Regions from separate parts of the Homo sapiens genome. Here region 1 is linked to region 2. A link is an interaction called in ENCODE POLR2A ChIA-PET data of the cell type or tissue named here. Cell type or tissue: PC-9. All regions are shown on one strand. Links, peaks and the distances in the headings refer to the core of each region. The heading gives the core; the rest is flanking DNA. Region 1 has its middle 380 kb from the start of LNC-LBCS. Region 2 has its middle 310 kb from the start of LNC-LBCS.

Region 1 (12,499 bases), core at 4,331-9,330, 72 kb before region 2:
AAGACTAAGAGAATTTAAAAGACCCTTTTTAATGAATAAAATAAGCATTTTTATCTATGTTATCTATTTTATCTACTTTATCTAAGCATGTTATCTATAGTCATATAACTAACCACCCTAAAACTTAAATTTATTATCTCTCATATTTCTGTGAATTAGCTGAGCACAGCTTAGTGGTTCTTGCTTGGGGTCTCTAAGGCACCTGCAGTCAAAGTTGGACTGAGTGGCCACAGTGGCTCACTCTCATGGCTGGCAGACGATGCTGGCTCTTAGCTGCGAGCTTAGGTAGCTTGTCCATGTGACTTGGGCTTCTCACATCATGGCAGCTGAGTTTCAAAAGCAAGTGTTCCAAGACACTAAAAGAAGAAATGTACTAGTTTTCCATTACCATGTAACAAATTACCACAAACTTGGTGGCATAAAACAATGCCCATTTATTATCTCACAGTTTCTGTAGGTCAAAAGCCTGGGCATGGTTTAGCTGGATCTTCTGCTCAGGATCTCACAAGGCCTGATCAAGGTGTCAACCATGGTTACGATCTCAACGGAGTCTTAAGATTCTTTTTCAAGCTCACTTGGGTTGTTGGCAGAATTCATTTCTGGCAGTTATAGAACTCAAGGCAACTGCTTTCTTTGAGACAAACAGGGGAATGTCTCTGAGCTCAGGAAAGACATAAGCTTTTCTCTTTGTTTAAAAAAAAAAGAACAGCTGGCCAGCCACGATGGCTCATGCCTGTAATCCCAGCACTTTGGGAGGCCAAGGTGGGCAGATCACGAGGTCAAGAGATCGAGACCATCCTGGCCAGCATGGTGAAACCCCATCGCTACTAAAAATACAAAAATTAGCCAGGCATGTTGGTGGGCACTTGTAGTCCCAGCTACTTGGGAGGCTGAGGCAGGAGAATCACTTGAACCCAGGAGGCGGAGATTGCAGTGAGCTGAGACCACGCCACTGCACTCCAGCCTGGTGACAGAACGAGACTCTGTCTAAAAAGTAAAAATAAATAAATAAATAAATAAAAGGACAGCTTTATTGAAATATAACTTGCTCATTTAAGGTATGAAATTCAATAGTTTTTAGCAGAATTGTGCAACCATCATTGCTTTCTAACTTTAGGATGCTTTTGTCATCCCAGAAAGAAACCCTGTGCCCATTAGAAGTTACTTTTTTTTTTTTTTGAGATGGTGTCTCGCTCTGTCACCCAGTCTGGAGTGCAGTGGCATGGTCCCGACTCACTGTAACCTCTGCCTCCTGCATTCAAGTGATTCTCCAGCCTCAGCCTCCCGAGTACCTGAGACTACAGGCACACACCACTGTGTCCAGCTAGCTAATTTTTGTATTTTTAGTAGAGACCAGGTTTCACCATACTGGCCAGGCTGGTCTTGATATCCTGACCTCAGGTGATCTGCCTGTTTCGGCCTCCCAAAGTGCTGGGATTACAGACATAAGCCACCGCACTTGGCCAAGCAGTTACTTTCAATTCCACCACTGCCCCTAGCCCTAGGCAACCAGTAATCGTTTTTATCTCTATAAATTTTTTCCTGTTTAGTTATATTAGTGGAATCATTCACATTCACAAAAGACTTAGTGACTGATTCATAATCATGAGTCACTAAGTCTTTTGTGACTTAGCAAATGTTTTCAAGATATAATGTTGTATCATGTATTTGTACTTTATACTCTTTTATAGCTGAGTAATATTTTTATGGATATACCACATTTTATTTATCTATCAATGTTGATAGACATTTAGATTATTTTTATTTGGGGATTATTGTGAATAATGCTACTATAAACATTCATGCAGAAGTTTTTGTGTGCACATATGCTTGTATTTCACTTGGTTTTATACCTAGAAGTGAAATTGCTAGATTATATGATAACTCTATGTTGAACAATTTGAGGGACTGCTAAACTACTTTCCAAAGCAGCCACACGATTTTCCATTCTCACCAGCAATGTATGAAGATTTCTATTACTCCTCAACCTTTTCAACACTTGTTATTATCTGTTTTTTTTTATTACTACAACCATCCTATTGGGTGTGTAGTATCTCATTGTGGTTTTGATGTGCATGTCCCTAATGACTAATGATTTGAAGGTATCTTTTTATGTGCTTATTAGCCACTTGTATACCTTCTTTGGGAAAATATCTATTCAAATCCTTTATTCATTTTTAAAATTGAGTTATTGTTATTTCAATTCCTGAGTTTCCACAGGTTTTTTAAAAATATATTATGAATACATTTCTTGCTAGATATATGATTTGCAAATATTTTCCCAATTTAATTGGTTGACTTTTCACTTTCTAGATTATATCCTTAGAATCATTACAATTTTAATTTTGGTGAAGTACAATTTATCTTTTTTGGTCTTTTGCTACTTTGCTTTTGATGTTGTATCTAAGAAATTATTGCCTGCCCCAAGTTCATGATGTTTACTGTATGTTTCCTAAGCGTTTTATAGTTTTAGCCATTGCATTTAGGTCTAAAATCCACTTTGTGTTTATCTCTGTGTATGGTGTGAGGAAGGGGTCCAACTTCATTCTTTGGATATCCAGTTGTTCCAGCACTATTTGTTGCAAAGACCTAGCCCTCTTTAAAAGGACCACCTGACTAGTTCTAACCTAATCAAGATAAAGTCCCTTTCATTAATTCAAAGCCAACTTACTAGAGATCTTAATTACATCCAGAAATGCCTTGGCCATTGCCATATAAGGTAGCATAATTCCTGAAGTGACATATGTCATAGTCATAGGTCTCATCCCAAATCAAGAGAAGTCTACAGAATGAGGCATGCACTCTATGAGGTAAAATTTTGGAGGACAACTTAGAATTCCCACTACCATGGATAACTACCAGTGTCTTCAGGCCTGGACTTGAAAACTGACAGAACATCATTGCCATCATATTCTATCCACTAAGCAGTTATAGGGCCTACCAAAATGCAAAGGAGGAGTAATAGGGTTCACCTTTTCATGAAAGGAGTTCCTAAGAACACCTGCCTGTCTTTAATCTGCCACAACCTGTTATCATAAAAAGAAGTTTTAGAGATGGTTGTTTGTTTGTTTATTTGTTTATTTATTTATTGGATACAGAGTCTCACTCTGTCACCCAGGCTGGAGTGCAGTGGCACGATCTCAGCTCACTGCAATCTCCACCTCCTGGGTTCAAGTGATTTTCCTGCCCCAGCCTCCTGAGTAGCTGGGACTACATGTGTGCATCACCACGCCTGGCTAATTTTTTTGTATTTTAGTAAAGATGGGGTTTTGCTCTGTTGGCCAGGCTGGTTTCAAACTCCTGACCTCAAGTGATCTGCCCATCTTGGCCTCTCAAAGTGCTAGGATTACAGGAATGAGCCACTGTGCCCTACCTAGACATGGTTGTTTATTAAAATATTTAAATTCTAGTTTTCTTTCTTCTATTTTAAGATTCTTAAATACTCTGAAAATCAAGAAGACAATTTGTTGTAAAGAAAAGTCTGAAACAATATAATAACTACCTATGTTTATATACTGAAAAGAAATTAGAAACCCAATTCTTACAGGAATCTGGCCTCTTCCTCTGTTGATTTGTGCTTAGCATATGCCCAGGTGAATCACCTTAGCTGTTTCATACAGTGCATTTCTTCTTTGTGAGCAACAGGTGACCTATGAATGACCTTAGAAAGATGATTCAACTCATATACAGAAGCAGTTTTCTCAGAAGTAAGAGGTCCAAAATGACTTGATTAGAACTGAAAGAGAAGGCCTCATATTAATGTTAGTGCTACCAACAACTCTACCCCAACAAATTACTGTTTACTCCCCCCTCCAGCTTAATTCTAACAAGGTAGAATAAAGACACCAAATGGCACTGACTAATCTATGCCAATTTTTGTTAAAGTGTACAGGAAATGAAGACCTATACCAATATGCAAATTTCACAGGTATAAGCAACCTATAGTGGTTAAGACATTACACAAAGCTTGTCCTCATGCAAGAGGATGGGCAAAGTTTTTTTTTATTTTATTTTAAATAAAGTACTTCATCCCTGCACAAGTGAATAGGCCTATCTTACATACATAAGAAACATACTCCAGAAATATATGAAAACCAACTGTCTCTCTGTCTCTGTCTCTCTCTGTCTCCCTCCCCCTCTCTCTCACCAGCCTCTCTATCTCTCTGTCTCTTTTTCTGTCTTTCTCCCAGAAGATAACTGAAATGGAAATCTGAGGGAGGTTGATAGAATACTATATGAAGGAACAATCAGGATATTAAAATAGGTGTAGACTTTCTTGGAAAAAAATGTACAATTACTGTATTAGCCTAAGCTGAAATAATTATGTGTCTTTTTTTCATGATCACAAGGCAGAAAAAAAAAACACAAAACAAAACAAAAAATTAGAACTCAAAATAAAATATCTAGCTTGGTACCAGAGCAGTTTCTAAAACTTATCCTGATTAGTAGGCTAAACAAAAAATCCTCATGTCTGAGCTTGTATCTTCATTTTCTAAATGGTGATAATTGTATCTAACCTACCTATCTCAAAGAGGTATATTATAAGAATCCAGTAAAATATGTTCATATGTCTTTTTTCATAATTTTATTTTAAATTTAGGGGTACTTGTGCAGGTTTGTTATATAGGGAAAATTGTGTCATGGGGGTTCCTTGCACAGGTTATTTTGTCACCAAGGTATTAAGCCTAGTACCCATCAGTTATTTTTCCTCTCTCTCCTCCCACCCTTCATCCTCTGATCAGCCCCAGTGTGTGTTGTTCCCCTCTATGTGTCCATGTGTTCTCATTTAGCTCCCACTTATGAGTGAGAACATGTGTTATTTGGTTTTCTGTTCCTGTGTTAGTTTGCTAAGAATAATGGTCTCTAGCTCCATTCATGTTTCTGCCAAGGACATGATCTTGTACTTTTTATGGCTGCATAGTATTTCATGGTGTATATGTACCACATTTTCTTTATCCAGTCTATCATTGATGGGCATTTATGTTGATTCCATGTCTTTGCTATTGTAAATAGCACTGCAATGAACATATGCTGGCATGTATCTTTATAACAGAAGGATTCATATTCATTTGGGTATATACCAGTAATGGGATTGCTAAGTTGAGTGATATTTCTGTTTTTAGGTTTTTGAGGAATTGCCACACTGTCTTCCACAATGATTGAACTAATTTACGCTCCCACCTACAGTGTATAAGCATTCCTTTTTCTCCACAATGTTGCTAGCATCTGCTATTTTTTGACTTTTTAATAATAGCCATTCTGACTGGTGTGAGATGGTATCTGATTGCGGTTTTGATTTGCATCTCTCTAATGATCAGTGATATAGAAGCTGTTTTTCATATGCATGTTGGCCACATGTATGTCTTCTTTTAAGAAGTGTCTGTTCATTTCCTTTGCTCACTTTTCATTGGGGTTCTTTTCTTCTTGCACATTTGTTTAAGTTCCTTATAGATGCTGGATATTAGAAACTGCAAAAATTTTCTCCCATTATATATGTTGTCTGTTCATCCTGTTGATAGTTTCCCTTGCTGTGCAGAAGCTTTTTAGTTTAATTAGATCCCATTTATCAATTTTTGCTTTTGTTACAATTGCTTTTGGTACCTTCATCATGAAATCTTTGCCTGTTACTGTGTCCAGAATGGTATTGCCTAGGCTATCTTCCAGGGTTTTTATAGTTTTAGGTTCTACATTTAAGTCTTTAATCCATCTTGAGTTAATTTTTTTTATATGGGGAAGGGAAGGGGTTAAGTTTCAATCTTTTGCATATGGCTAATCAGTTATCCTAACACCATTTACTGATTAGGGAATCCTTTCCCCATTGCTTGTTTTTGTCAGGTTTGTTGAAGATTAAACAGTTGCAGGTGTGCAGCCTTATTTCTGGTTCTCTATTCTGTTTCATTGGTCTATGTGTCTGCTTTTATACCAGCATCATGCTGCTTTGGTTACTGTAGCCCTGTGGTATTGTTTGAATTTGGGTAGCATGATGCTTCCAGCTTTGTTCTTTTTGTTTAAGATTACCTTGGCTATTTAGGCTCTTTTTTGACTCCATATGAATTTTAAAATAGTTTTTTTCTTAGTTCTGTAAAGAATGTCAGCGGTAGTTTAATAGAAATGGCATTGGTCTATACATTGCTTTGGTCAGTATAGCCATTTTAATGATATTGATTCTTCCTATCCATGAACATGGAATCTTTTTCCATTTGTGTCATCTCTGATTTCTCTGAACAATGTTTTTTAATTATCTTTGTATAGATCTTTCACCTCTCTGGTTAGCTATATTCCTAGGGTTTTTTTTTTTTGGTTGTTGTTGTTGTTGGGTTTGTTTTTTGTTTTGTTTTTGTTTTTGTTTTTTTGTGGCAGTTGGGCCTGGGATTGTGTTCCTGAGTTCACTCTGAGCTTGACTGTTGTTGGTGTACAGGAATGCAAGTGAGTTTTACATAATGATTTTGTATCCTGAGACTTTGCTGAAGTTGTTTATCAGGTTAAGGAGCTTTTGGGCTGAGACTACTGGGTTTTCTAGTTACAGGATCATGTCATCTGCAAACAGGGATAGTTTGACTTCCTCTCTTTGTATTTAGATGCCCTTTATTATTTTCTTTTATGATTTCCCTGGCCAAGATTTCCAATACTATGTTGGATAGAAGTGGTGAGAGAGGCCATCTTTGTCTTTGGCTGGTTTTCAAGGCGAATGCTTCCAGATTTTGCCCACTCAGTATGATGTTGGCTGTAGCTTTGTCATAGAAGGCTCTTATTATTTTGCTGCATATTCCTTCAATACCTAGGATTTTTGAGAGTTTTTAACATGAAGGGGTGTCGAATTTTATTGAAAGCCTTTTCTATGTCTATTCAGATAATCATGTGGTTTTTCGTCTTTAGTTCTGTTCATGTGATGAATAACATTTATTGATGTGCATATGTTGAACCAACCTTACATCCCAGGGATAAAGCCTACTTGATCGTGGTAAATAAGCTTTTTGATGTGCTGCTCAGTTCAGTTTGCCAGTATTTTCTTGAGGATTTTTCATCAATATTCATTGATAAAAATGGCCTGAAGTTTTCTTATTTTGTTGTGTGTCTGCCAGGTTTTGGTACCAGGATGATGCTGGCCTCATAGAATGAGTTAGGGAGAAGTCCCTTCTCCTCAACTTTTTGGAATCATTTCAGCAGGAATGGTACCAGCTCTTCTTTTCACATCTGGTAGAATTCAGCTGTGAATCTGTCTGGTCCTGGGCTTTTTTTTGGTTGGTAAGATACTTATTACTGACTCAATTTCAATGATTATTACTGACTCATTACTAATCTGTCCTGGGATTCCATTTCTTCCTGGTTCAGTCTTGGGAGGGTCTAAGTGTCCAGGAACTCATCTATTTCTTCTTGATTTTCTAGTTTATGTGCATAGAGGTGTTCATAATGTTCTCTGATAGTTGTTTGTATTTCTGTGGGGTTTTGGTAATATCCCCCTTGTTGTTTCTGATTGTGTTTATTTTAATCTCCTCTCTTTTCTTCTTTATCAGTCTAGCTAGTGGTCTATTTAATTAATATTTTCAAAAAAAAATAAAACCTCCTGCATTTGTTGATCTTTTGATTGAGACATGATTTTTTGTGTCTCAATCTCCTTCAGTTCGTTTTGCTCTTGTCACCCAGGCTGGAGTACAATGGCATGATCTCAGCTCACTTCAACCGCCACCTCCCAGGTTCAAGCAATTCTCCTGCCTCAGCCTCCTGAGTAGCTGAGATTACAGGCGTCTGCCACCACACCCACCTAATTTTTATATTTTTTGTAGAGATGGGGTTTCACCATGTTGGCCAGGCTGGTCTTGAATGCCTGACCTCAGAAGATCCACCCACCTCGGCCTCCCAAAGTGCTGGGATTATAGGCATGAGCCACCACACCAGGCCTGGTTATTTCTTGTTTTCTGCTGGCTTTGGGATTTGTTTGCCCTTGGTTGTCTAGTTCTTTTAGTTCTGATATTAGGTTGTTAACTTTCTAACTTTTTAATGTGGCAGTTTAGTGTTGTAAATTTTCCTCTTAACACTGACATAGCTGTCTCCCAGAGATTCTGGTATGTTGTATCTTTGTTCTTATTCATTTGAAAGAACTTCTTGCACTTTGGGAGGCTGAGGCGGGCAGATCACGAGGTCAGGAGATTGAGACCATGGTGAAACCCCGTCTCTACTAAAAATACAAAAAATTAGCCAGGCGCGGTGGCGGGCGCCTGTAGTCCCAGCTACTCGGGAGGCTGAGGCAGGAGAATGGCGTAAACCCGGGAGGCGGAGCTTGCAGTGAGCCGAGATCGCGCCGCTGCACTCCAGCCTGGGCGACAGAGCAAAGACTCCGTGTCAGAAAAAAAAAAAAAAATCCCAGGTGGTTTCTGGGAAAAAAGATAAAATTATTATCCAAATATTGTGCCTAGAATCATGTGTCTCTCGGCCTAACACGTCAGGGGCCTAAGTTGGCATCTTCTGCCTTTCTCAAGTTCGGCTTCTTAAATTTTTATACTAAGAGCAACACGGGGTCAGATACTGTGTGATACTGTTGTTTCTCAGAGAAAAGTGAGACTCCCTTTTTTTGTCACATATTCAGAGTAATTCCACAGTGTTTTTTTGTAGAAAAAAATTATTATAGTTTTTAATCCATTCCCAGTTTGTGAGCTATTTAGCTGAAGAAAAAAAAAACTATTATTCCCCTTTGCAGCAATAAGGAGTCACAGGATGAAAACTCAGAAAAATTAAAGCATCAATAGCTGCTGCTTAGCACTCAACAGTTATTGAAAAATCCTTTTCATATACTTTCTCTGTTTTTTGTTTTTGTTTTGAGACAGGGTTTCACTCTGTTGCCCAGGTTGGAGTGCAGCTACAAGAACCCGGTTCACTGCAGTCTTGACCTCCTAGGCTCAAGCAATCCTCCCACCTCACGCTCCCAAGTAGCTGGGACTGCAGATGTATGCCACTGCGCTCAGCTAATTTTTAAAATTTTAGAGGTGGGATCTCACTATGTTGCCCAGGCTCGTCTCAAACTACCAGCCTCAAACAATCCTCCCACCTCAGCCTTCCAAAATGCTGGGATTACAGGTGTGAGCCACTGCACTCAGCCTTGCATTGCCTTTTTTTTTTTTTTTTTTTTGAGACGGAGTCTCGCTCTGTCGCCCAGGCTGGAGTGCAGTGGCGGGATCTCGGCTCACTGCAAGCTCCGCCTCCCGGGTTCACGCCATTCTCCTGCCTCAGCCTCCCAAGTAGCTGGGACTACAGGCGCCCGCCACTACGCCCGGCTAATTTTTTGTATTTTTAGTAGAGACGGGGTTTCACCATTTTAGCCGGGATGGTCTCGATGCATTGCCTTTCTTAATGCTACCAAGAACCTTAGAAGATGGAGACATAGAAATCATCGTCTCCATTTTGCATATCAGAAACTGAAGCTCAATGAAGTTACATAATTTGGCCAAAGTTACTCAAGTAGCAGTTAGTAGACTGATTGTTTTAATCTTTACACCAGCAGCAAAAATCTGAATATTCCTTTCCATATACATATTTCTTTATAAATTGTACATACATTAATATTATTAATTAACATTATTAATATGTTGAATATGTTATAAAACATACTATCAAAATGGGAATTTTAAAGGGTGAGATAAACATAAAATAACCATTATTTTTTGTTACATATTCTTTATCAATGAAATAAAAGTTTTTTCACACACAAAAAGTAGTATTCATGACATTTTTAGTACAAAAAGTATGACTCAATATGCTCTATTTTTTTGAAGAATTTTATTTAATACCTGTGATTTAGCAATATGAAATTCTGGTTCTAAATTCAGTTTATTTTGATACTTGATTTTATGGCCAGATAAATGGAAAAGCCACTCAACATTAACATATAAATATAAATAGAAGAAGTACATTGTTGATCATACTGATTAAATTGTGGAAATTATTTTCAAGTTCATCTAGTAATTATGCAATGTTTTCTCTTAAAATTCTGTTAAAAATTTCCTTCTTATCTGACCTCTGCTAATTATTCTTGCCAACTAATCAGAAGATATTAAGGTACAGCAATTTTACATTATTAACAAATAAGCTCAGACTTCCAGTTTTAGCTCTGGCAGATAAAGAGCTTGGAAGTCATTACTCTCATTTTCTCAACTAGATAAAGTTGAACCAACTGACAAATCAATGACTTTTCTTGTACCCATGAGGTAGCAGGGCAAACCACAACCCAGAAATCTCAGCTGAGATCTGCTTATCTGGACAGGAACTACTGGAGCCTTAAACTAGAAGAAACACATAAATAGTAATTTTGATGACTTAGAGGAGACAAAACATGTACTAGCTTTTGATTGAGAAAATCCTGGCAGTTGCAGTCTTAGGAGGGCCTCCTCACTTTTACATTTAGAAACCCCAACAAGCCTTCATGGTGAAGAGACAAGAAAAATCCCCTCATGGTTCTGGTAGGGACAATCATAGTAAAACACCGTCAGAGCATTCTCCATGACAAAAGCCTACTCTCCAGTTGGTGGGGGAAAGACTTGACCAGAGCTTTAAAAACCACCTGGAGGAAGGACATTTGTCTGACTTCCTGTCTTAGCTTAGAAGAGAACAAAACTATGGAACCTTTGCAAAGGTCAAAGCCCCAGAACTCAGGCCTGCTGAAAACAGAGATTTTATTAGTAGATTACAGAACACTTCCCTCGCCCTACCTTACCACCACACCAGCAAGACTCCACTAGAATAACAGTGACTTATAGCTGAAAGAGCACATTGCTATCTATGTGTTTCTGCTAGTTTAAGCCTCCAGTAGTTCCTGTCCAGACAAGCAGATCTCAGCCGAGATTTCTGGTCTTAGTCCAGATTCCATATGTTAGTCCATATTCCATGTCTTAGTCCATTCATGCTGCTATAACAAAATCTATAGACTGGGTGGTTTAAACATCAAACATTTATTTCTCACAGTTCTGGAAAGTGAGAAGTCCAAGATCAAGGAGCCAGCACATTTGCTGTCTGGTGAGGACCCAGTTCCTATTTCATGGATGGTGTTTTCTTGCTGTGTCCTCACATGGAAGAAGGGGCAAACAAGCTCCCTTGGGCCTCTTTAATAAGGCACTAGTCCCAATCATAAGGGTTCTACCCTCTTGACCTAGTCATCTTTCAAAGGCCCCCCCCTTCCTAATACCATCATATTGGGGGTTATGATTTCAACATATGAATTTGTGGGACCACAAACATTCAGACCATAGCACACAAACTCTATCTGAGGAGTATTTCTTAGGGAATCATGAAGCAGTAAAAACATAGACACTAGAGGAATTTGAGACCACTACCACCTATAGCTATAGCAAACGTTAAGTTGGGCCCAACTCCTAGCCAGATTGAAGCTGCTATGTTGCCTGGGGTATATACCCTGGGGTTCGTCATCACGCACCAGGAAAATTTAGGACATGGACACACAGGAGGAGTTTAGGAGTGGAGGTTTAATAGGCAGAAGAAAAGAGAAAGAGAAATGGGTCTCTTCATAGAGAGAGGGGTCTCCAAGTGGAAAGGACTGGCTAGCAGTGAATGGGCCAGATTTTATAGTCAGGTTTGAGGAGTCGGTGTCTGAATTACATAGGACTCACAGATTGGTTCAATCAGGTATGACCTTTACGTAGTGCACAGGGAAGGCTGGTCTCCTCACCCTAATCTTATTATGCAAATGAGCTTTCCAGTTAATCGGTGCCATCTTGTCTGCTCCTTACTGTACATGTGGCTGGCAAAGAAGGTAAGAAGGAGCCGCCCTCTTGAACACGTCTAGTCCCTCGTTCCTGCCGGTATTCACACTTGCAAGCTTCCAGCTTGCTTATCTATGTCTGCAGCTTGACTTTACAGTCATGTTCTTTGTTAGAAAATGATTTGGGGCTGCTTTTCATTAAAAAGAAAAGACTTACCCAGGACTTCTGTACCCTCACTATCTGCCTAAGTGATTTCTTCATAACTCCCATATCAAGATTACCATAAATCTTCACACGAAAGGCCTAATTACCTCAGTTCCTATTACCTTATATGTCATGCCTTGATTTCAACAACAAAAACAAATAGAAGACATGCTAAAAAGCAAATTAAAAAAAAATCTCAGATATGACATAGATTTTGGAATTATTAAGCAGAGAATTTTAAAATGCTACAATTAATATGTTAAGAGATGTAGTAAAAAAAAGTAAACAACACACAAGAACGGATGAGTAATGTGGGCAGAAAGATGAAAATTCTAAGAAAAATCAAATATATTCAAACCCACATAACAGAATCTGTTCTAATTGAGAAAACATTAAAAAAACACACAATCAAATAAGTAATGGCACCACCCTCAGCCTCTCTTTGATAGGGAGCTACTTCTCTTGTTCTAAGATTTCCTCTCATATGTAGCAAGGGACACTCTCACATATCAACCTAATGAATAAACCAGTATCAATCTATTAAATGTATATGCACCCCACTTTGGCAACAACTGCACTATAACCTA
Region 2 (12,499 bases), core at 2,400-7,399:
TATGTAACAAACCTGCATGTTGTGCACATGTACCCTAGAAGTTAAAGTATAAGAATAAAAAAGAATAAATTTAAAACAGAATAATACATAGTAGCATGTCTATTTCTGAAACATTTAGATTTTTAGAAATTTATATTTCATTTATAATTGGGGAAAATGTGTGTGTGTGTGTGTGTGTGTGTGTGTGTGTGTGTGTGGGTGCGCTGAAGAATTTGACTCAGAAATTCCATTTCTAGAAATTTTTTCCTAATAATGAATAATATGCTTCTTACAAGAACTTATTTAAGTGGAGAATGAGTTGAATATTGCATGCATATACTCAAATTCTATTCAGTAAATTTCAGTGATGTTTTAAGATTTTTTGAAATTAAAATTATATATATATTTATTTATATATATATATTTATTTATATATATATATATATATTTTTTTTTTTTTGACATGGAGTCTCCCTCTGCAGCCAGGCTGGACTGCAGTGGTGCGATCTCGGCTCACTGCAACCTCCATCTCCCGGGTTCAAGAGATTCTCCTGCCTCAGCCTGCCGAATAACTGGGACTACAAGCACGTGCCACCAAGTCCAGCTAATTTTTGTATTTTTAGTAGAGACGGGGTTTCACATGTTGGCCAGGATGATCTCTATCTCCTGTCCTCATGATCCACCCACCTTGGCCTCCCAAAGTGCTGAGATTGCAGGTGTGAGCCACCGTGCCCAGCCTGATATATTTTTAATTTAGATGGGTTATAAGGTTTACGTCTACTGTGACATCCTTTTTGCAGACAACTTCTATAAATGTTCCTTATGTTTGTAAGCAAAATACATACGTGAACATAGATAAATGTATATACACATGCAAATAAAAACATCTGGCAGAATGTGAATGGTGGTTAATTTTTTTGTTGTTCCAGTTATGAATACTTTTTTCCATCTTTGTTTAATGATAATTTCATTTTTTCCTCAGAAGGCATATACAAATTTAAAATTTTTTAAACACATGGATAGAAACTGACAATGACAGTAATAGAAATACATGTCTAATAAATAAGGTATATGTATTAGGATAATCAAAGAAATATAAATTAAAGCAATAATGACATGCAAATTTCCACTATAACACTGGCAAAGATTTCTGAGAGGACTCACTGGTGGCACGAGTTGAGAGACTGCCCTTGCATTGCGCTTGAAGGATAGATTGGTCTAGACCTTCTGGAAAGCAATTCAGCAATAGTTACGAACCTTCAAAATGCTCACAAGTTGGGCCATTAACTTTGCTTCTGAGAATATAACCTAAGAAAGTAACGAGTTAAGGGTAAAGATGTATGACATTTGGCCATTTAAAATTGTGAAAAATAAGAAATAAATGAAGTACTCAATCATGGGGGACATAGCTAAATCATAATCATATCTGACCTACTCATAATTAGGAGAAAAATTATGTATGTATGTGTGTTAAACCACTTAACATGATTTCAAATAAGTTGGATAATGATCATGTTATAATAATGTGAAGTGGAAAATAAAGAGCCAGGACTACAAATTATACACGTAGCATAATTTTTAAAAATGCAAGAAAATACATTAACATGTAATATTTTTCTCACTCACTATTTGTGGAATAATTGAAAGTAGTTTGCATGTCTATCTTTTTACTCTGTATGTTTTAAAAAAAATGTGTCTTTAAGAATTATTTGAAAATTCATTGAGTGAAAGGCAAGGGCAAACACAAAAATTTATACATGATGCAGGCTCCAGGAAACATATGGGCAAAGGGTTTTCACGATACACACTGGGCCAGGCTCTTGCCATCCCACGTACAGCAGCCCTGGGCCAGGTATGGCTGCATACACCATGCTTTGTGCTCCTCTAGAGCAACCCTAAACCCTTGTGTGATATAGAAAAACAGATATTTGATCTTCATTTCTTGGCCCACGATTCCTAAAATCCTTGTAATCTTCAAAGCGACAAGTGGCTTTTTGTATACTAGTGAGTTGACCAGTGGCTGGCCCTAGGTATCTTTAGGATGGTGGCTTTTCACTGGAAAGACCAAGACAGGATTTGAGGGTTGGGACTTTCAGCCCCACTCCCCAATTTCTGGGGTGATCACCAATGGTTTGATCACCAATGGTTTAATCAATCATGCCTACATAATGAAGCTTCCATAAAAACACAAAAGGACTATTCAGAGAGCTTCCAGATAGCTGAACACATGGAGGTTCCTGGAGCAGGAAGCCTGGGGAGGACATGGAAGCTCTTCATCCCTTCCCATATACCTCACCCTATGCATCTCTTCATCTGTATCCTTTGTAATATCCTCTGCAATAAACCAGTAAATGTAAGTAAGTATTCACCTGAGGTCTAGGAGCCACTCTAACAAATTAATCAAACCCTGGGAGGCATTATGGGAATCCCAATTTATACCTGGTCAGTCAGAAAAACAGGTGAAACAACCTAAAGCTTTAAATGGGCAGCAGAAGTGAGGATTAGTCTTGTGAGACTGTAGCTCAACCTGTGGGGTCTGAATGCTATCTCTATTGGAATTGAACTGGAGGACACCCCGCTGGTGACTACTGCAGAATTGATTGCTTACTTGATATAGAGGGTGAAAATCCCCACACATTTGGTCATGGAAGTCTTCTGTGTTGATTATTTTAGTAAGGGTATAGGAGAAACTGAGTTTCGTTTTTTCCCTGTATCCTCAGACCTTGCCACCTCACATATTTATACAGGAGTTGTGAGAGGCAGCAGCAACCAATCAATGAAGAAGAACCGGAGGTTTACCATTAAGGTTTCTGCGATCAGAAGTGTGGTCCCTGCATCAGCAGCATCAGAATCACCTAAGGACTTATACATGTAAATTCTCAGGCCCCACCCCAGACCTATGGAATCAGACACTCTGGAGGTGGAACCCAGCAATCTATGTTTTGAAAAGTCTCACAGAGATTTGGTGCGTACTGAAGTCTGGGAACCACTGGCTTTGCTGATGTGAGAAACCTTCTGTCCTCAGGAGGACAGGGCTGAAATTATGCATATCTGTGCTGGTTTTGGCTGCAAGCATTGAAGCTAGAGGATCTGAAGGAGAGTCTGGGATCTTTCACTGGGCAAATTGCTGGTCTTGCCACAAACGTCATGGCTTCAAATGGCTTTAAAACCAAAGGCAGAATGTTGCTTATTGTGTTTGCTTTGGTTCTGAAAAGGAATTGGGAAATGGTCTGATTTCTACATTTTTAAAGAAGAGAAAAAGACATTCAGCAAGGTGAAGTGATTTGATGGGGCCTCATCATCAGACAGAATCTGTACTGAAGTCAGCTATCAGTTTTAAATCACACATTGTTGTCTACCAAGCAAAAAATCATAATGGGAGTCTTTCACATTTATTCTTCTAAAAAGTCAATATTCTTTTATACCCCAAACAAATGAATAGAAACATTTATTTTATTTAATAATATCCCCAGTGTATCTTCCAGTCATGCTGTCGAACATCTGTCTATTTTGAACGGCCCTGTGATATTATCTATTCAAAACATAGCTAAAGAGATGCTGTGAGTTGGAAAAAAAAAAACTGGGAGGCCAAATAATTCATAGTTGAGGAAGCTAAAATACATAGAGATTATTAAATTATGTTAATATTTTAAAATTGTGAGTCCACTAGGATCTTGTTATTCTTAGTCTGGTCAGTGGTGCAGATAGCATTGACATCCTATTTAGGATGGTAAAAAGGCAAGAAATAGCCATTGTGTATGCAACTGACAATGTTGGTTTTTTTTTTTTTTTTTTGAGACGGAGTCTTGCTCTGATGCCCAGGCTGGAGTGCAGTGGCACAATCTCGGCTCACTGCAAGCTCCGCCTCCCGGGTGACAGTGTTGATCTTAAAAGGCATTGGTAGAATTTACCAGCCCTGCAGGTCCAGGGAATGTTGATGATTAGTAACCACAGTCCCTAAGCCAGGAACTCTCAGCCACATCATGAAGACCTGTGTTCATGATTAACACCTTGGTTACCTCTGATGCTTTAGTAAATATAATTGTTCAGTGTCAAAATGGTCTTTCTTCTTAAAATGATGGTGATAATAGATGATAGATGCAGCTTCCCCCCTTCCTTGCAAATGTAAAAGCTAGCCACCCAATGTCAGCCCCTCATATTTTCATTAATAATTTCACTGGCCAGTGAAATTTCAAAATCAGTTTGTAAGGCTCAGTTATGGCATTGACCATCTCTCAACTAAAGTGTTTATTATTAACATGATTATGAAACTTTCAGAATGGAAGAAACATTTTGAGAGCAATATTAAGGAGGTTTTAAAGGTGAAAAATAAATCATGTCAACTTTCTGCACCTAACATAATAAATATTTTCACATGGGGGATATTCCTTTCCAGTCTTTGTTCACATGATTACATATTTTAACACAAATATAATCATGGCATAACTGTAATTTTGAGTCCTGTTTTATCACTTTAGTGCCATATTGTAAACATTCTCATTAGAATGCCATTTGAACAAGAAGTGTTCAGGTGAAAGATATTAAAGCAATGAACCCCCTGAAAAACTGACAACCACGTGAAAAGTTTCTGTTAAAGTCCATATATTTTAAACCACTCAGGAATTGAAGAAAGTGTTTCTTTTGCTTTAAATTTAGCTTTTATTGACAATCCAAAATCAGTAATCATGCACTAAAGCCCCTAAAAAATATGGCGCTGATTTTCAAAGAGAAGATATGCATTGCAAGAGGCAAAAGGGCCTTTTGGATAAAGAAAAAATACTCTCCATTCTTTGCTCTTATTAGGGATTTTGTGATTATGCACATTCTGGTATTTGATGACGTTTCATGGATCTGCAGTGTTAAAAAAATTAAAATGGAGGCAACAGTTTAAATGTACCCCAAGTCCAACCACCCATAACCACATAGGCAAAATTTGTCATCCTGAAAAGCCAGCTCTAATTATAAACAAAACACAAAGCATAAGCTTTACACCCTTGTCAGAATGATTCAGTGAAATGAAACCAATCAGCTAGAAACAAATCAGCTTACACAGCTCTGCTTGCCTTACAAAGAATGTTAATGTATAATAGCCAATTGCAAAAAAGGTCAAAACACTTCCTCCTTTATGCTTTATAAACTGGCTGTAACTGCCATAAGGAGAGCTTCTAACCATCTACACTTCAAAGTCTCCCAGTTGGCAAACAGCTCTTTTGTATACACAATAAAATTTTCTAACTTGATCAGATTTTATTTTTGACAGTAGAAATACTTGACACATTAGGCTAAAATGAGATGTGTGTCTGTGTTCTAAATGGAAAAAATGCTAACTATGTCCAGTCATTCCAACTGATGGTCAAGAGTGAGAAAGATAAACAGATAGCAAGGGACTTGTGGCAAATGACATTTCCCTTTCTTTCTGTTCTCAGAAGCGCACAGGTCATTGTTCCACCAGGATGCTGTATGTAGAGGAAAAAGCCTCACATATGCAGTGTGGATTCTGCTGCCCAGTTCCTGAGCTTCCTCAGGCTATCATCCTTCACACCTTATTCTCCCACTAGACCATGAGCTCCTAAGTCACATATGAGTGCTTTCTTCTTCCTTCTACTCTAAGCTCTAACCATAGTTGTGAACAATGTGGTGCTCACTAGATACTGACTGAATTTCTAAATTAATCATGAAACAAATTCCATGACATTTTTTAAGACAACAGTACAGTTGGCCCTCTGTATTTGTGGGTTCCACATGCAGGGATTCAACCAACTGCAGATCGAAAATATTTGGGAAAAGACAATAAAAAATAATATAACATTTTTAAAAATACAAATAAAAGCAATAAAGTATAACAACTATTTACACAGCAATTTCATTGTATTAGATGTTGTGTATAATCTAGAGATGATTTAAAGTATACGAGAGGATATGTGTACATTATTTGCAAATACTACACCATTTTATGTAAGGGACTAGAACATTTATAGATTTTGGTATCCTTGGGGTCCTGGAAACGATCTTCCGTGGATACCAAGGAACCACAGTATTCATTGACTGTTTTTTAAACCTGTGTTTTCTATCTATGGACCCTCTCCAAGATGCTTCCTTCATCAAAGGGCATATCTAATAAATTGCCTCTCTGATTCAATGTGGCAATTTGTTAAAACAGAAGAACACTTTGAGACCACAAGAGCACCATTTCATCAATTGCCCCTTTGCTCCCACTGTGAAAGCTTCAATGAGCATACTTACAGGCATCATAAAATACCAACTGTGTGGCTTCACTGGGGAGCTGTGCCATTGTCTCAAAACTAACTAGTCTGGATTAATTGTTGTGTGATAGGAATGGAGGAAACATTTTCAGAGGAGCAGTCACTCACAAACACCAATGATGAGAGTATTGACTGGCACAACCTTTCTAGGGGAGCAGGCAACACGTCCGAAAACATCTTGGCACACACAAAAAAATGCACTTCCAGGAATTTGGTCTCAAGGAGTATTTGGGGAAATACACAAAATCTTTTAGTAATATTTATGGTAGTAAAATTTACAGATCTTTTACGAGAATGCTGATCATTTTAATATGTGCATGACACTGAGTTTCCTAAAATCACAGAAATTCAGTGGGGTGGAGCCTGTACCTTTTCCTTCCTGAAGAGGTGTTTTCTATGCAAAGGGGGAATCTGATACATGACAGAGCCCTCATGAATCAGGATGTATCAAATGCTGCATTTGGGAAAAATGAGGGAACACTGGGGTTTCAATTACCAAAGCAACAACTTTTTCTCCTCTAAATTTCCAGACATCTACTTTTACCTAATAGCCAGGAAAAATCAACAGTTAGAAGTTACATGTTAATAGGATATTTGTTTGTTGCCATTGGACAAATACATACTAAGCATTATAAATCAACATAAATATATATGTGTGTGTGCATGTGTTACTATATGTGTGTGTGTGTATACACACACATACAAATATATATAAAACACTTCTTGTTTTTTGTTTGAGATGGAGTCTCACTCTGTGGCCACGCTGCAGTGCAGTGGCATGATCTCGGCTCACTGCAACCTCTACCTCCTGGGCTCAAGCAATTCTCCTGCCTCAGCCTCCTAAGTAGCTGGGATAACAGGCGTGCACCACCACACCTGCGTAATTTTTGTATTTTGTAAATTTTGTATTTTTAGTAGAGACAGGGTTTCACCATGTTGGCCAGCCTGGTCTCCAACTCTTGACTTTAGGTGATCTGCCCACCTCAGCCTCCCAAAGTGCTGGGATTATGGGTGTGAGTCACAGCACCCACCCTATATACAGCACTTCTGCAGGCAATTAAAAATAACTTAAAAGGAGGGTGGAGCCAAGATGGCCAAATAGGAACAGCTCCGGTCTACAGCTCCCAGTGTGAGCAATGCAGAAGATGGGTGATTGCTGCATTTCCATCTGAGGTACCGGGTTCATCTTGCTAGGGAGTGCCAGACAGTGGGTGCAGGTCAGTGGGTGCAGCGCACCGTGTGCGAGCCGAAGCAGGGCGAGGCATTGCCTCACTTGGGAAGCACAAGGGGTCACGGAGTTCCCCTTCCTAGTCAAAGAAAGGGGTGACAGACGGCACCTGGAAAATCGGGACACTCCCACCCTAATACTGCGCTTTTCCAATGGGCTTAAAAAACTGCACACCAGGAGATTATATCCCACACATGGCTCGGAGGGTCCTACGCCCACAGTCTCGCTGATTGCTAGCACAGCAGCTGGAGATCAAACTGCAAGGTGGCAGCGAGGCTAGGAGAGAGGCGCCTGCCATTGCCCAGGCTTGCTTAGGTAAACAAAGCAGCTGGGAAGCTCGAACTGGGTGGAGCCCACAACAGCTCAAGGAGGCCTGCCTGCCTCTGTGGGCTCCACCTCTGGGGGCAGGGCACAGACAAACAAAAAGACAGCAGTAACCTCTGCAGACTTAAATGTCCCTGTCTGACACCTTTGAAGAGAGTATTGGTTCTCCCAGCACGCAGCTGGAGATCTGAGAATGGGCAGACTGCGGTTCATGAAAATCTGCTGTTCTACAGCCACCGCTGTTCTGCAGTCACCGCTGCTGATACCCAGGCAAAAAGGGTCTGGAGTGGACCTCTAGCAAACTCCAACAGACCTGCAGCTGAGGGTCCTGTCTGTTAGAAGGAAAACTAATAAACAGAAAGGACATCCACACCAAAAACCCATCTGTACGTCACCATCATCAAAGACCAAAAGTAGATAAAACTACAAAGATGGGGAAAAAACAGAGCAGAAAAACTGGAAACTCTTAAAAAGCAGAGCGCCTCTCCTCCTCCAAAGGAACGCAGTTCCTCACCAGCAATGGAACAAAGCTGGACGGAGAATGACTTTGACGAGTTGAGAGAAGAAGCCTTCAGACGATCAAACTACTCCGAGCTACAAGAGGAAATTCAAACCAATGGCAAAGAAGTTAAAAACTTTGAAAAAAAAATTAGATGAATGTATAACTAGAATAACCAATGCAGAGAAGTGCTTAAAGGAGATGTTGGAGCTGAAAGCCAAGGCTCGAGAACTACGTGAAGAATGCAGAAGCCTCAGGAGCCGAAGCGATCAACTGGAAGAAAGGGTATCAGTAATGGAAGATGAAATGAATGGAATGAAGCGAGAAGGGGAGTTTAGAGAAAAAAGAATAAAAAGAAATGAACAAAGCCTCCAAGAAATATGGGACTATGTGAAAAGACCAAATCTACGTCTGATTGGTGTGCCTGAAAGTGACGGGGAGAATGGAACCAAGTTGAAAAGCACTCTGCAGGATATTATCCAGGAGAACTTCCACAACCTAGCAAGGCAGGCCAACATTCAAATTCAGGAAATACAGAGAAAGCCACAAAGATACTTCTCAAGAAGAGCAACTCCAAGACACATAATTGTCAGGTTCACCAAAGTTGAAATGAAGGAAAAAATGTTAAGGGCAGCCAGAGAGAAAGGTCAGGTTACCCACAAAGGGAAGCCCATCAGACTAACAGCGGATCTCTCGGCAGAAACTCTACAAGCCAGAAGAGAGTGGGGGCCAATATTCAACATTCTTAGAGAAAAGAATTTTCAACCCAGAATTTCATATTTAGCCAAATTAAGCTTCATAAGTGAAGGAGAAATAAAATACTTTACAGACAAGCAAATGCTCAGAGATTTTGTCACCACCAGGCCTGCCCTAAAAGAGCTCCTGAAGGAAGCACTAAACATGGAAAGGAACAACCAGTACCAGCCACTGCAAAAACATGCCAAATTGTAAAGAGCATCAAGACTAGGAAGAAACTGCATCAACTAATGAGCAAAATAACCAGCTAACATCATAATGACAGGATCAAATTCACACATAACAATATTAACTTTAATTGTAAATGGGCTAAATGCTCCAATTAAAAGACACAGACTGGCAAATTGGATAAAGAGTCAAGACCCATCAGTGTGCTGTATTCAGGAAACCCATCTCACGTGCAGAGACACACATAGGCTCAAAATAAAGGGATGGAGGAAGATCCACCAAGCAAATGGAAAACAAAAAAAGGCAGGGGTTACAATCCTAGTCTCTGATAAAGCAGACTTTAAACCAACAAAGATCAAAAGAGACAAAGAAGGCCATTACATAATGGTAAAGGGATCAATTCAACAAGAAGAGCTAACTATCCTAAATATATATGCATCCAATACAGGAGCACCCAGACTCATAAAGCGAGACCTGAGTGACCTACAAAGAGACTTAGACTCCCACACAATAATAATGGGAGACTTTAACACCCCACTGTCAACCTTAGACAGATCAACGAGACAGAAAGTTAACAAGGATATCCAGGAATTGAACTCAGCTCTGCACCAAGCGGACCTAATAGACATCTACAGAACTCTCCACCCCAAATCAACAGAATATACATTCTTCTCAGTGCCACATCACACTTATTCCAAAATTGACCACATAGTTGGAAGTAAAGCACTCCTCAGCAAATGTAAAGAACACAATGTAAAGAACACAATTTCTTTACAGCAAATGTAAAGAAACTGTCTCTCAGACCACAGTGCAATCAAACTACAACTCAGGACTAAGAAACTCACTCAAAACCGCTCAACTACGTGGAAACTGAACAACCTACTCCTGAATGACTACTGGGTACATAATGAAATGAAGGCAGAAATAAGGATGTTCTTTGAAACCAACAAGAACAAAGACACAACATACCAGAATCTCTGGGACACATTCAAAGCAGTGTGTAGAGGGAAATTTATAGCACTAAATGCCCACAAGAGAAAGCAGGAAACATCAAAAATTGACACCCTAACATCACAATTAAAAGAACTAGAGAAGCAAGAGCAAACACATTCAAAAGCTGACAGAAGGCAAGAAATAACTAAAATGAGAGCAGAACTGAAGGAAATAGAGACACAAAAAATCCTTCAAAAAATTAATGAATCCAGGAGCTGGTTTTTTGAAAAGATCAACAAAATTGATAGACTGCTAGCAAGACTAATAAAGAAGAAAAGAGAGAAGAATCAAATAGACACAATAAAAATTGATAAAGTGGATATCACCACCGATCCCACAGAAATACAAACTACCATCAGAGAATACTACAAACACCTCTACGCAAATAAACTAGAAAATCTAGATGAAATGGATAAATTCCTGGACACACACACCCTCCCAAGACTAAACCAGGAAGAAGCTGAATCTCTGAATAGACCAATAACAGGCTCTGAAATTGTGGCAATAATCAATAGCTTACCAACCAAAAAGAGTCCAGGACCAGATGGATTCACAGCCGAATTCTACCAGAGGAGTAGAATTCTGCCAAATTCTACCAGAGGAGTAGAATTCTACCGAATTCTACAAGGAGGAGCTGGTACCATTCCTTCTGAAACTATTCCAATCAATAGAAAAAGAGAGAATCCTCCCTAACTCATTTTATGAGGCCAGCATCATTCTGATACCAAAGGCTGGCAGAGACACAACAAAAAAAGAGAATTTTTAGACCAATATCCTTGATGAACATTGATGCAAAAATCCTCAATAAAATACTGGCAAACCGAATCCAGCAGCACATCAAAAAGCTTATCCACCATGATCAAGTGGGCTTCATCTCTGGGATGCAAGGCTGGTTCAACACACGCAAGTCAGTAAATGTAATCCAGTATATAAACAGAACCAAAGACAAAAACCACATGATTATCTCAATAGATGCAGAAAAGGCCTTTGACAAAATTCAACAACGCTTCATGCTAAAAACTCTCAATAAATTAGGTATTGATGGCACGTATCTCAATAAGAGCTATCAATGACAAACCCACAGCCAATATCATACTGAATGGGCAAAAACTGGAAGCATTCCCTTTGAAGACTGGCACAAGACAGGGATGCCCTCTCTCACCACTCCTATTCAACATAGTGTTGGAAGTTCTGGCCAGGGCAATTAGGCAGGAGAAGGAAATAAAGGGTATTCAATTAGGAAAAGAGGAAGTCAAATTCTCCCTGTCTGCAGATGACATGATTGTACATCTAGAAAACCCCATCGTCTCAGCCCAAAATCTCCTTAAGCTGATAAGCAACTTCAGCAAAGTCTCAGGATACAAAATCGATGTGCAAAAATCACAAGCATTCTTATACACTAATAACAGACAAACAGAGAGCCACATCATGATTGAACTCCCATTCACAATTGCTTCAAAGAGAATAAAATACCTAGGAATCCAACTTACAAGGGACATGAAGGACCTCTTCAAGGAGAACTACAAACCACTGCTCAATGAAATAAAACAGGATACAAACAAGTGGAAGAACATTCCATGCTCATGGATAGGAAGAATCAATATCGTGAAAATGGCCATACTGCCCAAGGTAATTTATAGATTCAATGACATCCCCATCAAGCTACCAATGACTTTCTTCACAGAATTGGAAAAAACTACTTTAAAGTTCATATGGAACGAAAAAAGAGCCCGCATCACCAAGTCAATCCTAAGCCAAAAGAACAAAGTCGGAGGCATCACGCTACCTGACTTCAAACTATACTACAAGGCTACAGTAACCAAAACAGCATGGTACTGTTACCAAAACAGAGATATAGATCAATGGAACAGAACAGAGCCCTCAGAAATAACGCCGTATATCTACAACTATCTGATCTTTGATAAACCTGAGAAAAACAAGCAATGGGGAAAGGATTCCCTATTTAATAAATGGTGCTGGAAAAACTGGCTAGCCATATGTAGAAAGCTGAAACTGGATCCCTTCCTTACACCTTATACAAAAATTAATTCAAGAAGGATTAAAGACTTACATGTTAGACCTGAAACCATAAAAACCCTAGAAGAAAACCTAGGCATTACCATTCAGGACATAGGCATGGGCAAGGACTTCATGTCTAAAACACCAAAAGCAATGGCAACAAAAGTCAAAATTGACAAATGGGATCTAATTAAACTAAAGAGCTTCTGCACAGCAAAAGAAATTACCATCAGAGTGAACAGGCAACCTACAAAATGGGAGAAAATTTTT

What was found. ChIA-PET counts read pairs that join two places held together with the same protein. Peaks named below come from ENCODE experiments on the same cell type or tissue, not always from the same donor. Only the 100,000 strongest peaks of a DNase experiment are listed, where the experiment ranks them.
Region 1: POLR2A ChIA-PET joins it to region 2 with 17 read pairs; 2 of 35 experiments call an interaction of 5 or more read pairs at or near these places.

Annotation. Positions count from the first base shown.
Region 1 is chr6:19,414,277-19,426,775 of GRCh38, forward strand. No RefSeq gene overlaps it. Among named protein-coding and RNA genes, the nearest start is that of LNC-LBCS, 380 kb to the right of the region's middle. In PC-9, for the core only: no CTCF peak of the experiment used is centred there; no DNase peak of the experiment used is centred there; H3K4me3 peaks cover 194 bases; H3K27ac peaks cover 221 bases.
Region 2 is chr6:19,487,826-19,500,324 of GRCh38, forward strand. No RefSeq gene overlaps it. Among named protein-coding and RNA genes, the nearest start is that of LNC-LBCS, 310 kb to the right of the region's middle. In PC-9, for the core only: no CTCF peak of the experiment used is centred there; a DNase peak (open chromatin) is centred at 5,046; H3K27ac peaks cover 1,175 bases.